2 separate regions of the Homo sapiens genome follow, and region 2 is linked to region 1. A link is an interaction called in ENCODE POLR2A ChIA-PET data of the cell type or tissue named here. Cell type or tissue: PC-9. All regions are shown on one strand. Each heading gives the region's core, and the rest is flanking DNA. Links, peaks and the distances in the headings are about the cores only. Region 1 has its middle 9.9 kb from the start of PAIP2B. Region 2 has its middle 7.9 kb from the start of DYSF.

What was found. Peaks named below come from ENCODE experiments on the same cell type or tissue, not always from the same donor. Only the 100,000 strongest peaks of a DNase experiment are listed, where the experiment ranks them.
Region 2: POLR2A ChIA-PET joins it to region 1 with 11 read pairs; 3 of 35 experiments call an interaction of 5 or more read pairs at or near these places.

The regions. Positions count from the first base shown.
Region 1 is chr2:71,233,820-71,240,172 of GRCh38, reverse strand. No RefSeq gene overlaps it. Among named protein-coding and RNA genes, the nearest start is that of PAIP2B, 9.9 kb to the right of the region's middle. In PC-9, for the core only: no CTCF peak of the experiment used is centred there; no DNase peak of the experiment used is centred there; H3K27me3 peaks cover 3,053 bases.
Region 2 is chr2:71,455,666-71,462,018 of GRCh38, reverse strand. It overlaps a transcript of DYSF not described here. Among named protein-coding and RNA genes, the nearest start is that of DYSF, 7.9 kb to the left of the region's middle. In PC-9, for the core only: a CTCF peak has its summit at 938; DNase peaks (open chromatin) are centred at 2,788 and 3,368; H3K27ac peaks cover 2,138 bases.

The DNA.
Region 1 (6,353 bases), core at 502-5,501:
TCCTGTCCAACACTCAGTGCTGCCTTGAATGTTCCTGACCCAACTTTCTAACAAGGACATTTTTCATATTAGCCTCAATCTGCACCACTGGAGACAGTCTATTAATCAGATCTTCCTTTACAGAGGACTCAGTCATTTGACCTCTGACCTCACTTTCAGTTCATCTCCCAGCTTAGAAGTCTGCAACCTTGTCCAGCTGAATACTGCCCACTACACACAGTGATGACCAAATGGAGCACCTTATTCAGTGGCTCAAAGGGAACCTATCATCAGCATCTGTGTGCCTCTACAGAGCTCCTCATCATCGCAGGGTTTGTTTTCAACACTTTGCTCCTTCTCTCTAATCAGAGCACCTGCACTGTATTTCTACATCTCCCTGTACTACCAACCTGAAGCTCCACAAACTGCATAGTACTGATGCTTCCACCACCCTCATGTCCACTTGACCTTGAGCCTTCAAACCTCCCAGACCGCCCTGTGGATCAGAGCTGAGAAAATAATAAAGACAGGTATCACTCACTTTAATTCACTTCCTTCCCTAGGAATTAACAAGCATTCTCTGGGTTTTGCTTCTAACCTGTTCTCATGCTAGTCCAGCTCTTCTCAGCTCTTGGCTCTTGACTTTGCCATCATTTGAGGCACTGTTCCTGTCCTTTGGATTCTCTGAGTGAACTTGGTTTTCTGGACTTGACCCATTGAGTTCTTAAGCCAAAACCCTTGCCTTGCTCATTGAGTTCTTAAGGCAAAGTCACTGCCTTCAGAACAGTGACTGGTACTTCAGGACCTGTATCAGGCATCATGGGTTAGGTCAGGCTGTGATGACAAACAATCCTAAAGTCTCAGAGACTTAATACAGCAAAAGTTTGTCACTCTTTCTCTATGTTCATTGTGATTCAGCAGGGGCCTCTCTCACTGTAGTTACTCAAGAGACCCAGGCTGATGGAGGCTCCATCTCAACATCTGCTACTTGATCACTGTGATATGAAGAAGATGTAGAATATGATCTACTGGCTTTTAAAATACCTGTCCAGGCTGGGCATGGTGACTCACGCCTGTAATCCCAGCACTTTGGGAGGCCAAGGTGGGTGGATCACTTGAGGTCAGGAGTTGGAGACCACCCTGGCCAACATGGCAAAACCCCGTCTCTACTAAAAATAAAAAAATTAGCCAGATGTGGTTGCAGGCGCCTGTAATCCTAGCTACTCTGGAGGCTGAGGCAGGAGAATCGCTTGAACCTGGGAGGCACAGGTTGCAGTGAGCAGAGATTGCACCACTGCACACCAGCCTGGGCAACAGAGCGAAACTCAGTCTCAAAAAAAAAAAAAAAACCCAAAAAATCTGTCCAAAGCACATATGCTTCTCCTACATTTTACTGGCCAAAGAAAATCACATATCCATGCCTAACTTCAAAAGGGACCGAAAAGTGCCATCTATCATGAATCTAGAAAAACTATTGGAGGATTTGGAATGACAGGTCCAGGACCCAAACCTTCGGATGGCCCATTTGCTGTCACCCCCTCTCAAGGACCAACCCAGTGCCTCAGTCCCCTCTGCCACTCCTTGTTCTCAGAAGGCACTTCCATTCCTTTACTGCTGTTCACTCATCTCACGTTGCCTCTACGACCTTGCTCCTGTTCTCTGTGTTGCCCCTAAGATTAACTCCCCAGTGTATGAACTATAATTTTGCCTTTGATTCTGATATTTGCCTTCTGGCTTGGACCACATAAACATGGGAAAGAGGTGCTTTGTCCACAAGCCATGCCTGGAACTCACCAAAGCCAGGTAAGTCCTTGTTTAGCCCTGCTTCTGACAGCAGAAGTTTAGACACCCAGAGTCCCAGGACTTCCAGTTGGAGGACAAATACCAAAGCTGTGTCCAAGGGAGGGTGCTAAGGCTGAGGTAAGTCAGCCAAACCCAGCTATCATGCAAAGAGCCAAAGACAAGAAACAGGATCCTGAAAGAAGGTCAGGGAACTGGGAAACATGACAGTGAAGACTGGCAGGGAGGACACTGCAAACAGAAGCTCCTTAAACAGAGTCCCATATTCACACCTTGGGGTTTTCTAATGAAATGTGTTTAATCAAAGAAATACCTACACACAGTTTGTAAAATCAATTGGTTTTTCACGGCTGATAACAAAAATCACCAGTTCCCCCTGCCACCCTTGAGGCAATGCTTTTCTGCTTTTTTTTTTTTTAGACGGAGTTTCGCTCTTGTTGCCCAGGCTGGAGTACAATGGTGCTATCTCAGCTCACTGCAACCTCTGCCTCCTGGGTTCAAGTGATTCTCCTTCCTCAGCCTCCCAAGTAGCTGGGATTACAAGCATGTGGCACCATGCCTGGCTAATTTTTTGTATTTTTACAAAATACATGGGGTTTCTCCATGTTGGTCAGGCTGGTCTCAAACTCCCGACCTCAGGTGATCCTCCTGCCTCGGCCTCCCAAAGTGCTGGGATTATAGGCATGAGCCACTGCGCCTGGCATGCTTTTCTGCTTTTATCTGCTTCTTTTGAGATATATATTTCTCATATGTTAAGAAAAACGCTTATATACTTATTCTTGGATTTTTTTTTTTTTTTTTTTAGTTTTAGACTAGTCTAGTCTATCCATTTGCCTTTCTGCTGTGAAATATAAAGAATTAACTCTCTAATGCCACTCACTACATAGCATTTGGTATGTGCTAAGCACTGTTCTTTGCCTAGCAAATACTAAATGCTATGTAGTGAGTAGCATTAGAGAGCTCCCTAGCCTACTCCCTATCCTCCCAATGTGGTTATATCCCAAAATTCGTTATAGCCATATTTGGTATTCAGATGATGATGATTATGTGAGTATTGTCATAAAGGCCCCAGAGCATAGTGATTAAGAGTAAGAACTCTGGAAATAAGTTACTTAGGTTTGAATCTTGCCTCTACCCCTAGCTGTGTTTGACAGGCTGAATACTGTCCCCTCAAAAATGCCCAGACCCTGATCCCCAGAACCTATGAATATGTTAACTTACATGGTAAAAGGGACTTTGAAGATGTGACTAAATTAAGGATTCTGAGATTGAGAGATTATCCTGGATTGCTAGGTGGGCTGAATCTAATCACAAGAGTCCCTGTCAGAGGAAGGCAGAGGAATCAGAATCAGAGAGAGTTGTAAGGACAGAAGCAGAGTCAGAGGGCGAGAAGATACTACGCTGCCAGCTTTGAAGATGGAGGAAGAGGCCACCGGCCAGGGAATGCGTGTGGTCCCTAGAAGATGGAAATGACTAGGAAAGGGGTTCCCCCTAGAGCTCCAGAAGGAATACAGGCCTGCCAACACCCTGATTTTAGCTCACAGAAACCTCTTTTCGGCCTCCAGAACTATAAGACAATGAATTTGTATTGTTTTAAGCTATTAAGTTTGTGGTAATTTGTTTTAGCAGCAGGAGACTGATATACTGTGTAATATTTGACAAGTACCTTTACTTAACATCTTTGCCAAATATTTCTGATCTGTAAAATGAGCTGCTGGGAGGTTTAAATGAGTTAATAAATGAAAGACACTTAGAACAGTGCCTAGCACACACCAAATGCTGCATGTGTATTTTTTATTATTGTTTGTAGCTAAGCTACAAAGAGTAGTAGTATGATTATGTGCCTTTTCTTTTATCTTTTCCTGAACTGACAATGCCATCTTAGTCTTCCGTGCATTTATCATTAACTTATTCCCAGCTGTGAAATCACCTGTCAGTATGGCCATGAATTTTTTTTAAATGGTGACGTATCAGTTCCTGTTTTTCTGGAAGACATCACTGCTGGAGCACTCATCTCACTGCAGGCAGCCCGCACTCTATGCCTGCGGGACAGGTCTTGCCCCATTCACTGTCATGCTGAGAAATACCCGCCATTCTTCTCTTTTCTTAGCTCTCCTGCTTTCCTTAGTTATGTGTCTTCCTCTTTCTTGCTTTCTAATTTTGATGATGGTTTTGTGTTTTTGTGACATGGTCAGTCAGGTGCAGCCACAAGAGGAGGCACAGGAGAGGCTCATGAAAACAAAGCTTATTATACTCACAAGGCTTAGAGAGGGGATCACTGCATGCCACACAGGGTCACAGCGGGAGGCACCAGGTTTTGGCTTGGTAGCCCAAGACAGGAACAGGGAAAAAGCCTAAGCTAGAACCTTAATTGGGATTTCCTGGGGAAAGGCAAGGCTGGGTTTAGGAATGGCAAACTCGAATGATTTGGGTAGGCTCTAAGCTATAGGGATTGTCTCTAGTTGCCTGATACCTGGCTCTGGCATGATTAAAGCAGATGAATATTGCTTCTTGGGGTCTGTGGGCCAGACAGAGAAAGTACGGCTCCTGCTGAGCCCTTTGCCATCTCTAAGAATTGACCGGCCCCAGGAGGGGCAGTTTCTCCCCATATTTTTTTTTTTTTTTTTTTGAGACAGGGCCTTACTCTGTCCTCCAGGCTAGAGTGCAGCGGCGCCATCACAGCTCACTGCAGCCTCCACCTCCCCAGGCTCAAGAGATCCTCCAACCTCAGCCCCACCCCACCCCCACCCCCAGTAGCCAGGACTACAGGCTTGCCCACCACACCGGCTATTTTGTATCTTTTGTAGAGATGAGGTTTTGCTATGTTGCTAGTCTCAGTCTCCGGGGCTCAAGTGATCCATTTGCCTCAGCCTCCCAAAGTGCTAGGGTGACAGGCATGAGCTACTGAGCCCAGCCCCCAGCCAGATTTTTAAAGATGTCAAACATCATTATATACAGAAAGTTGAAAATATACAAAATATACAATACAGTAGTGCATATCCTCCAGTAGCCCCTGATAAAGGGTATCTGAGAATTAGATTTCTTGAGACTTTGCTTTTCTGAAAATATCTTTATTCCACCCTCACACTGAATTGATAGTATGGCTGGGTATAGATTTCTAGCTTAGAAATCATTATCCTTCTGAATTTTGAAGGTATCGCACCACTGGTTTCTATCTTCCTGTTTTAGTTGTGGAAAGTCTGATTTTCTTCTGATTCCTGACTTGTTTGTGTGTGACCTATTTCTTTCTGAAAACTTTTAGGATCTTGTCCTTATCCCTACAGCTTTGCAAGTGCTTTGACTTGAATTGCAGCTTTTAATAAAGAGTCAGACTCCATTTTTAATATTTGACTGCTGACAGCTTTTATTTATTTACTTATTTTTATTTATTTGAGATGGAGTCTGGCTCTGTCACCTAGGCTGGAGTGCAGTGGCGCGATCTCGGCTCACTGCAACCTCTGCCTCCAGAGTTCAAGCAATTCTCCTGCCTCGGCCTCCAGAGTAACTGGGATTACAGGCCTGCACCACCACACCCAGCTAATTTTTGTATTTTTAGTAGAGATGGGGTTTCACCATGTTGGCCAGGCTGATCTCGAACTCCTGACCTCATGTGATTCACACACCTCAGCCTCCCAAAGTGTTGAGATTACAGGTGTGAGACACCAAATCCGGCCAGCTGACAGCTTTTAATCACCATCCTCCCTCTTACCCTCTTGCCCTACATGTAGGCAAGTCGGTAAAAAAAAAGTGCACCCTCCTTGGGAAGTTCAAATCTTGCAAGCCCTAACCTGTTAATGAACACCCTTACCCCAGCCCTACCTGCTAGCCACAATTAAACCCAAAACCAGTCACCCCTCCTGCCTCTCTCATTTGTTGACCTGCTTGGAAGCCTGAAGCATGGAAAATCTCATGATATGCACGATACATCTTTTGGTGCCTTCTTGGTACTTGTGTGGTGTCATCAGGTTGGACATCTGAATGCATTCCTCCTCTACAGGAACACAGAACACCACCACTTACTAGCTGATCTGCCTCAGTTTATCCATTTGTAAAATGGGAATAATAGCAGTACTCACACTGTTGTTTTGAAAATTAAATGGGGTTAATACATGTTAAGTGCTTAAAGTGATACCTGGCACACAGTTAAAACTTAACAAGTGTTACTTATTACTGGTGTGGGCCCTTTTTATTCAAAGTGTTGGACACTTGATGAATTCCTTCAATTAAAGGACTCAGATTATTTCAGTTATGAGGCATGGTTTTGATATTTAATTTATATCCTCCTCTCTTGGGGACTACTCTCTCCTTCTAGAACATTTATCATACTTTCTCTCCTATTTTCCATCTAACTTTCTTTTTTATTTTGCTTTACGAGACATAAAATTTCATGTCTTTATCTTCCAGTTTTTCTGTGATCTTTAGATCCATTCTCTTCTTTTCACTTAATAGTAAAACTCGTGTTTAACTAGTCACCTGGTCATATAACTCATTTCCCAGTCTCTCCAGTGTTGCGGGAAGTCAGGGACCCCAAACGGAGGGACCTGCTGAAGCCGCGAAGAACATAAATTGTGAAG
Region 2 (6,353 bases), core at 694-5,693, 220 kb before region 1:
CCTTAGGATCCTGTGACAGAGTTGTATAGTCTATATGCCCAGAGCTCACTGGGTCTCTGGACACCAGTTAAGTGAGCTGATCCCCTTAAGACTACTTAGCATTTAATAAATTGATTTTCCCAAGGCTTAAACATGGGGTGTCCAGGAGGCAAACAAACCTTGCCTCTCTGCTCATTTAAGTCTATTTAAGCCAGGATTTCAGTTGCTTGCAGCCTAAATCATCCTTACTGACCCCTGTGACTTTGGTACCATCTGTGTGCCCACAGCATCCAAGTGACTCCACCAAGTCTTACCACCACCCTCTCCTGCCCAGGCCACTGCAGGTGCCTCCTAGCTGGTCAGTCGCCTCATCACATCATCACTCTGGCTATGTCTGACCCATTATCCACACTGCAGCCAGGTGATCTTAAATATGATCAGGTCAATCTCCTGCTAAAAGCCTCTTGGGAGGTTTATCCAAAGGCCTCCTGTGCTCTTGGGATGAAGCCCAGATTCATTTCCTCGGGCCAAAGGGCAAGGCCATTCCACCTCTCGCTCTCCTAGCTCTAGCTCCGGTGCCTCGTCAGTTTCTAGAATATGCCAAGCTCCCTCTCAGCTCTGAGGTCCGCTGTTCTCTCTGCCTCCAGCTGCCTTCTTCTCTTTCTTTGCAGAACCACCTATTCATACTTCAGGCCTCAGCTTAAAGATCACCTCTCCAGGAAAGCAGTCCCTGATATCCTGGGGTCTAGACGGGTCCCTCTGGCAAATGACTGCACAGCAGCCCTTTTCCTTCTTAGCACGCATCACAATGGTCAGGAATAACTATTAGCGTAATCACCCGTTTCGTGTCTAGCTAGACTGTGGAGTTGGTCAACGAGGGGAGAGACCAAGTCTGTCTTAGTGACCCAGGTATTCCCAGCGTGTAGTACAGGACTGGCCTGGCATTGGTATAGTGGACACTGCACGTGGCTCCCGGGTGTGGGTTCTGCCCACTGGTGAGTTCAGCCAGTGGTTCTCAAAGGGGATAGTACTGCCCCCTAGAGGGACTTTTGGATATTACAAAGCTTTTTTTCTTTTTCTTTTTCTTTTTTTTTTTTTTTTCCTGTCTATCACAATGATTCCTGGCTTTGCTTTTGCCCCTATCATACCCCACCCTACCCCAGCTCCAGTCCTTCAGAGTCACCACAGGAAATGGAAATCTGTAGGGGGTATAACTAATACCTCCATAGGAACATTCCAAGGGACTTCTGCCTTCCCTTGGCTTGCATCCAAGGAAAAGGGTCTCCCCACATCTGTTCTGCAAATCAGAAAAGCAACTGCTGGTGATCTGACCCCTGGACACTTCCTGAGGCCTCCTTTTCATCCCAGCCTCCAACTTCCTAGTCTGGCTGATGTTCACTGACCTGGACTTCTCCCTAATCAGATAACTGACTGTTCCCTTGCAGACTTCATACTGAGGCCTAGTAACTCAATAGGGCTTCCTCCCGAGGGGACATTATCAGGAATTAAGTTCTAATGGAGAGTGTGGCTGAGACCTGACCTCCACCTCCCAGTATATGTTCTCCCCTTCATCCACAGAAATTTTCCACAGCACTTTACTTGGGTACATGGTCACCCAAATAAAAACATTTCCCAGCCTCCCTCATAGCTGAATGTAGCCAGGAGACTAATTGATGACCAACAGAATATGAGCAGAAGGGCTGTATATAACTGCCTGGATATGTCCTTAAAGGGAAGCGGCACGCCTCCCCGGCCCCCTTTCCCCTCTGGCTGGAATATAGACAGAGGCGTGCGCCATCATGGACCACGTTGTCAAAGGGAACTTCTGGGGATAACAGAGCAATAAAACAGGAGGAGCTGGGGTCCTGGACAGCCTGTGGGTCAGAGTCTTACCAGTCAGGACTGTCTACATTCAACTATTATGTGAGTGGAGAGACCATCATGCTTATACCAATGTTAGTTAGGGCTTGTTTACAAATAGCTAGATCTGCATCCCACCTGAGGCTTCAGGTGAGGGCAGCTCCTCGGGACCCCAGGCTACTCCAGCCCCACTGTAAAGGTGATGGGGCCAGCTTAGGAGCCATAGCCTGGAAGGAAGGGCTTGAGGGGCCTGTTTGGAAACTGAGTTTCATGCTTATTGCAGTGTTTCGGGGCTGACAGAGGTTAAGGGGGAAGGGGACTAAAGCTCTCCCACTCACTCCATCCTGTAGTCACTGATGACAGGTGCTGCCTGATGAGCCCAAGGGAGAGGACACTGGCTCTCTGCCCTCCAGAGAGCCCAGGCCCAAGGTCTCCAGGATTGAATGAAATACTGTGTCTCAGAAGCGGTCACTGGTGTTCTCTGGGACACATCCAGCCCACAGACATGTTGTCTTTAATCAGTACAATGTTTTATAACAAAATTGTACCTTAAATATTAGAAGACTTTTCCGTATAAATCTGGATTTACAGCTTCTCTTGAAAAAAATCAGAGAATGTGGCACCTGGGCCTAGATTTTCCACCTAACACTGACCGTCTGGCACCTGTAGACCAGGTGTCCCCCCCTCAGCTCACTCCCAGTATGCACATAGGATTTCCCCTCCAGCTTGATCTTAGTCCACCTGCCACGTTTCTGGAAGTGCATGAGTTTGTGACCCCTGTCACTACTTATTTGTGGCCCTACCTTCCTGACCATCGAGGAAGGCATGCTTCTAATCATCTCTTGCTGCTGGAGTTGGGCCAGTTCTCCTCTGGCCACATTCTCCTAATGTTAGCTGGTCCTTTGTGTTTCCCAAGACTTAAACATGGGGTGCCAGGAGGCAAACAAACCTTGCCTCTCTGCTCAGTGACACTGACCTTTAGAGGAACATTCTACATGAGTTGACAGGACTCCTTCAGGGCATATTTGTCAATGTCCAAAGGCTTCCGGAAGTATAGATGAGGCCTTCTTCCCTCTCCCTTCACATTCATTTAAGAATATGTGTCCGGCGGATATCCCAGTCCACCAGGTGGAATTGACAGGGGACCTGTGTATCCAGCAAGAGGGTAGAACCCACATGCAGTCCTGGTTCTGACCACAGCCATGATTAGGGCCTGTCAGGGGAGAAATCGTGCATAGTGGAAACAATCAGACAGTCCTGGGCTTCTGTCCCAGGCCACCCTTTCCTAGTGGTGTGACCTGAGGCATGTGATTGGACCTTTCAGTGTCTGTTTCCACTTCTGTGCAATCAAAAGAATGAGGACAGTTTGCAGCGGTGTTGGGAGGATTAAACAAAACACTAGCAACTCCAGCACAGTGCTTGGGGCACAGCACATCCACAGTAGATGTGAACGCTCTCTCTGCTAACATCCCATGCTAGTGGACCAATCTGGAAAGAGACTAGCATGCAGGAAGTAGAGAAAGAAAGTGAGTTTGGCCTGGGGAGAGGGACTGAAGAGGTTTGTGGGCTGCTAGTGAGTCACCAGAGGAATACTTGTTCCCAGAAAGAGAAAGTACCCCAGTGAGGGCCACTGCCAGCCATCAGGCAGGTGGCCAAATGACTTCGCCTCAGAAGGGACTGCTCTAGGAGGGGCAGCCAGAGAAGACAGGCCCAGTGTCCCTGGGGGCAGACAGACGGCCACCCACCACTTGGCCTGTTGTGTCCAGCCTGGCAGGACAGTGGATGGAGAAACAAAGCTGAGGATAGAATTCACCAAGCAAAAAAGACATTGAAAGCCTTTGTGGATGTGTACAATTATTTCTTAGTACATGTACAATATATGTTAATAGTAATGATTATAATAAATTTATGTAAAAGTATATGTAATAATTATTATAGTTAACATTTATTGCTTGCCTGGCTGTTTGAAGTGCTTTATATGGACTAACACATAAACTCTCCAGAATGATTCATCCAAAGCAGGTACAAGCTATTGTTATCAACACTTTACAGATAAGGAAACTGACACAGAGTGGTTAAGTAACTTGCCCAAAGCCACATAGCTTGAAAAGTGGCAGACCTGGGATCCCGAGTTCAAGATGCAGGCAGTCCTTCTCTCCCTCTTGTTCGATGCTGTTATCCCACTGGACTGTGACTCAGGCTGCCAGCTAGCCGCTCTTCTGAGCCCCCCGCCCAACTTTCACTTTCTCCTAGACTGGCTAAGCTTGAGATCTACAGTTACATGACCCCCTCCCTGGAAGTCCCGGAGCACCTGCCATACGCACCACAGGTTGCCCACCTCAGTGCCATGTGACCATTGCCCTGGCCTTGGCTTATCAGACCCTAGGCAGCCACCATAGTCCTGTCAGAGCTGTGAGCTTGCCCGGAACGAGAGCACTGCCTGGAGGGAGCGTCCTGCATCAACTGGTGACTGATTGGTCCTATCAGATATAGAGAGGGTGAGGCAGAGAGCAAGGACCCCCTGAGATAAGAAAGCATCTGCAAGACCAGAACATAAGGGCTGAGGATGTCTGTGCTTGGGTGAGCAAGCAGCAGTAAGGACCACGCACGTGATGAGAGGAGTCAAGGTGCAGACCGAGGGGGGCATCAGGGTCTCAGCCAGGCCTGGGTTCAGGTCCTGCCCCTCCACCTTTTCTTGCTTGTCTTTGGTAAATCCAAGCTAAAGCCAGAGGTAGATAGCAGAGTGGTTAAAGCTGGGGATATTGTGGGGGCTCAGGAGCCAGATACTTAGACTCAAATCATAACCCCACTACTTACCAGTGTATAACCTCAGGCAACTTACTTAACCTCTTCATGCCTCAGTTTCCTTATCTGTAGAATGGGAGTGATGACAGTTGCTACCACATATGCTTGCTAAGAGGACTGAGGTGTATATGTCTACATATAAGGACCTGGTACAAATTATAACCGGGTCATGATGTAGCTTCTATTAATGTTCTAGTTAGAACAGTATCTGCCTTAAAATAAGCATGGTGTCAGTTAAATAGATCTCTTTCATAGGACTGTTGGTGGGATTTTCAAGAAACACCACCTGACAATGGTATGCTTTTGTGCTTAGCAAATGTCCATTCCCTCTGTTTGTGAGGAACACGCATTTGAAACCCCAGAATCCTCCATCTTTTGGTCAATTGTTTCACACCATGCTCCTGCAGCCCTGCACTCCCCCTACTCTGACTCAGCTTCTTGCTGGGGACCCCAGGCACCACCCTCCCTGGCTGGCTCAGGTCCGAGTGCCCTGGTGCCCTGGGTGTGGGCAGCATATGGTATGCTCTCCAGAGCACTTTCTTATTCATGCACCAAGGATACTGAGAACAACAGAGGGCACTGATGAGGGGTTGGGGGTGGGGATGCTGTGGCCACTATGTGACCTTGGCCAGGCTCCTTCACTTCTCTGGGCCAATATCCTTATCTTTAAGGGGGGATAATATCTTTGCCCTCTACCTCACAAAGCTTCTGTGAGCTTGCAATGAATGTATACATGCACAAAGGGGCTGTGAAGTGTGGCTACAGGGTATTATAATCATGTAACCAAAGGAGGGGCTTTATGGGACAACAGATAGAGTCTGGGAAGAGCAGACCCAGCCCAGCTGGGGAGGGAAGGCTTCCCAGACTGGTGTTTTGCTTTGAGCTGCATCCCTGAGACCGAAGTCTTCTGTGTAATCATTCACCAAGCTGACCCTGCCAGGGAGAAGGAGAGCGAGCAGGCCTGAATGTCACAGGGAGGCCAAATTTGGACATGGGTTAGGAGCTTGGCTAATGCAGGACGTGAAATGTGGCCAGGGGCTGGGGGAGGGGAGGGACTGCATTCCCCAGGACTGCCTGGCGGTTTCAGTGATGACCAGGGGTGGGGGCTCCAGCCAGTCTCTTCCTAGGCTCAGGGGCTCATGACGGATTGGCACAGAAAATGTACTTCCTTTCCCCAAGGTGAGCTGTGTGCTCTGGGCCCTGGAAAGGGGGAGCCTACCCCGAAGAGCCAGGCAGCAGGCAAAAAGCAGATGGGGGTGGGGAGAGGATTCAGCCAGGGATGTGTAAATGGGAGGATGCAGGATGGGGGGAGCTGCTCCACACACAGGCCCTTGGGGCTGAAATAACAAAAGAAAAGCCACACCAGCAGCACTTCCTGCACTTCTGGGGTTAGAAAGTGCCTGCCATTTATTATTCATTCTTTCCTTTCTCCAACCAGAGGTCTGAGCCTAGCCTGGGTGAGGGACCATGAGGTAGAAGCCTAGTGTATTGAGTGTATGGGGGTGCAGAGGGGGCATGTGGTCAGGGAAGGTGGAAGAAAATCTGGTTCAGGCTGAGTGGAAGCCAGAAACAAAGCCCCTGACAGCAGGGGCTGCTGCAGCTGAGTGTACATTTGGAGCACCAGCCCCCAGGTTCAGGGGCTATAAATGGGGAAGAGGTGCTGGCGTGGGAGGAGGCTGCTTCACCCACAGAGTGCCTGTCCTCCCTCC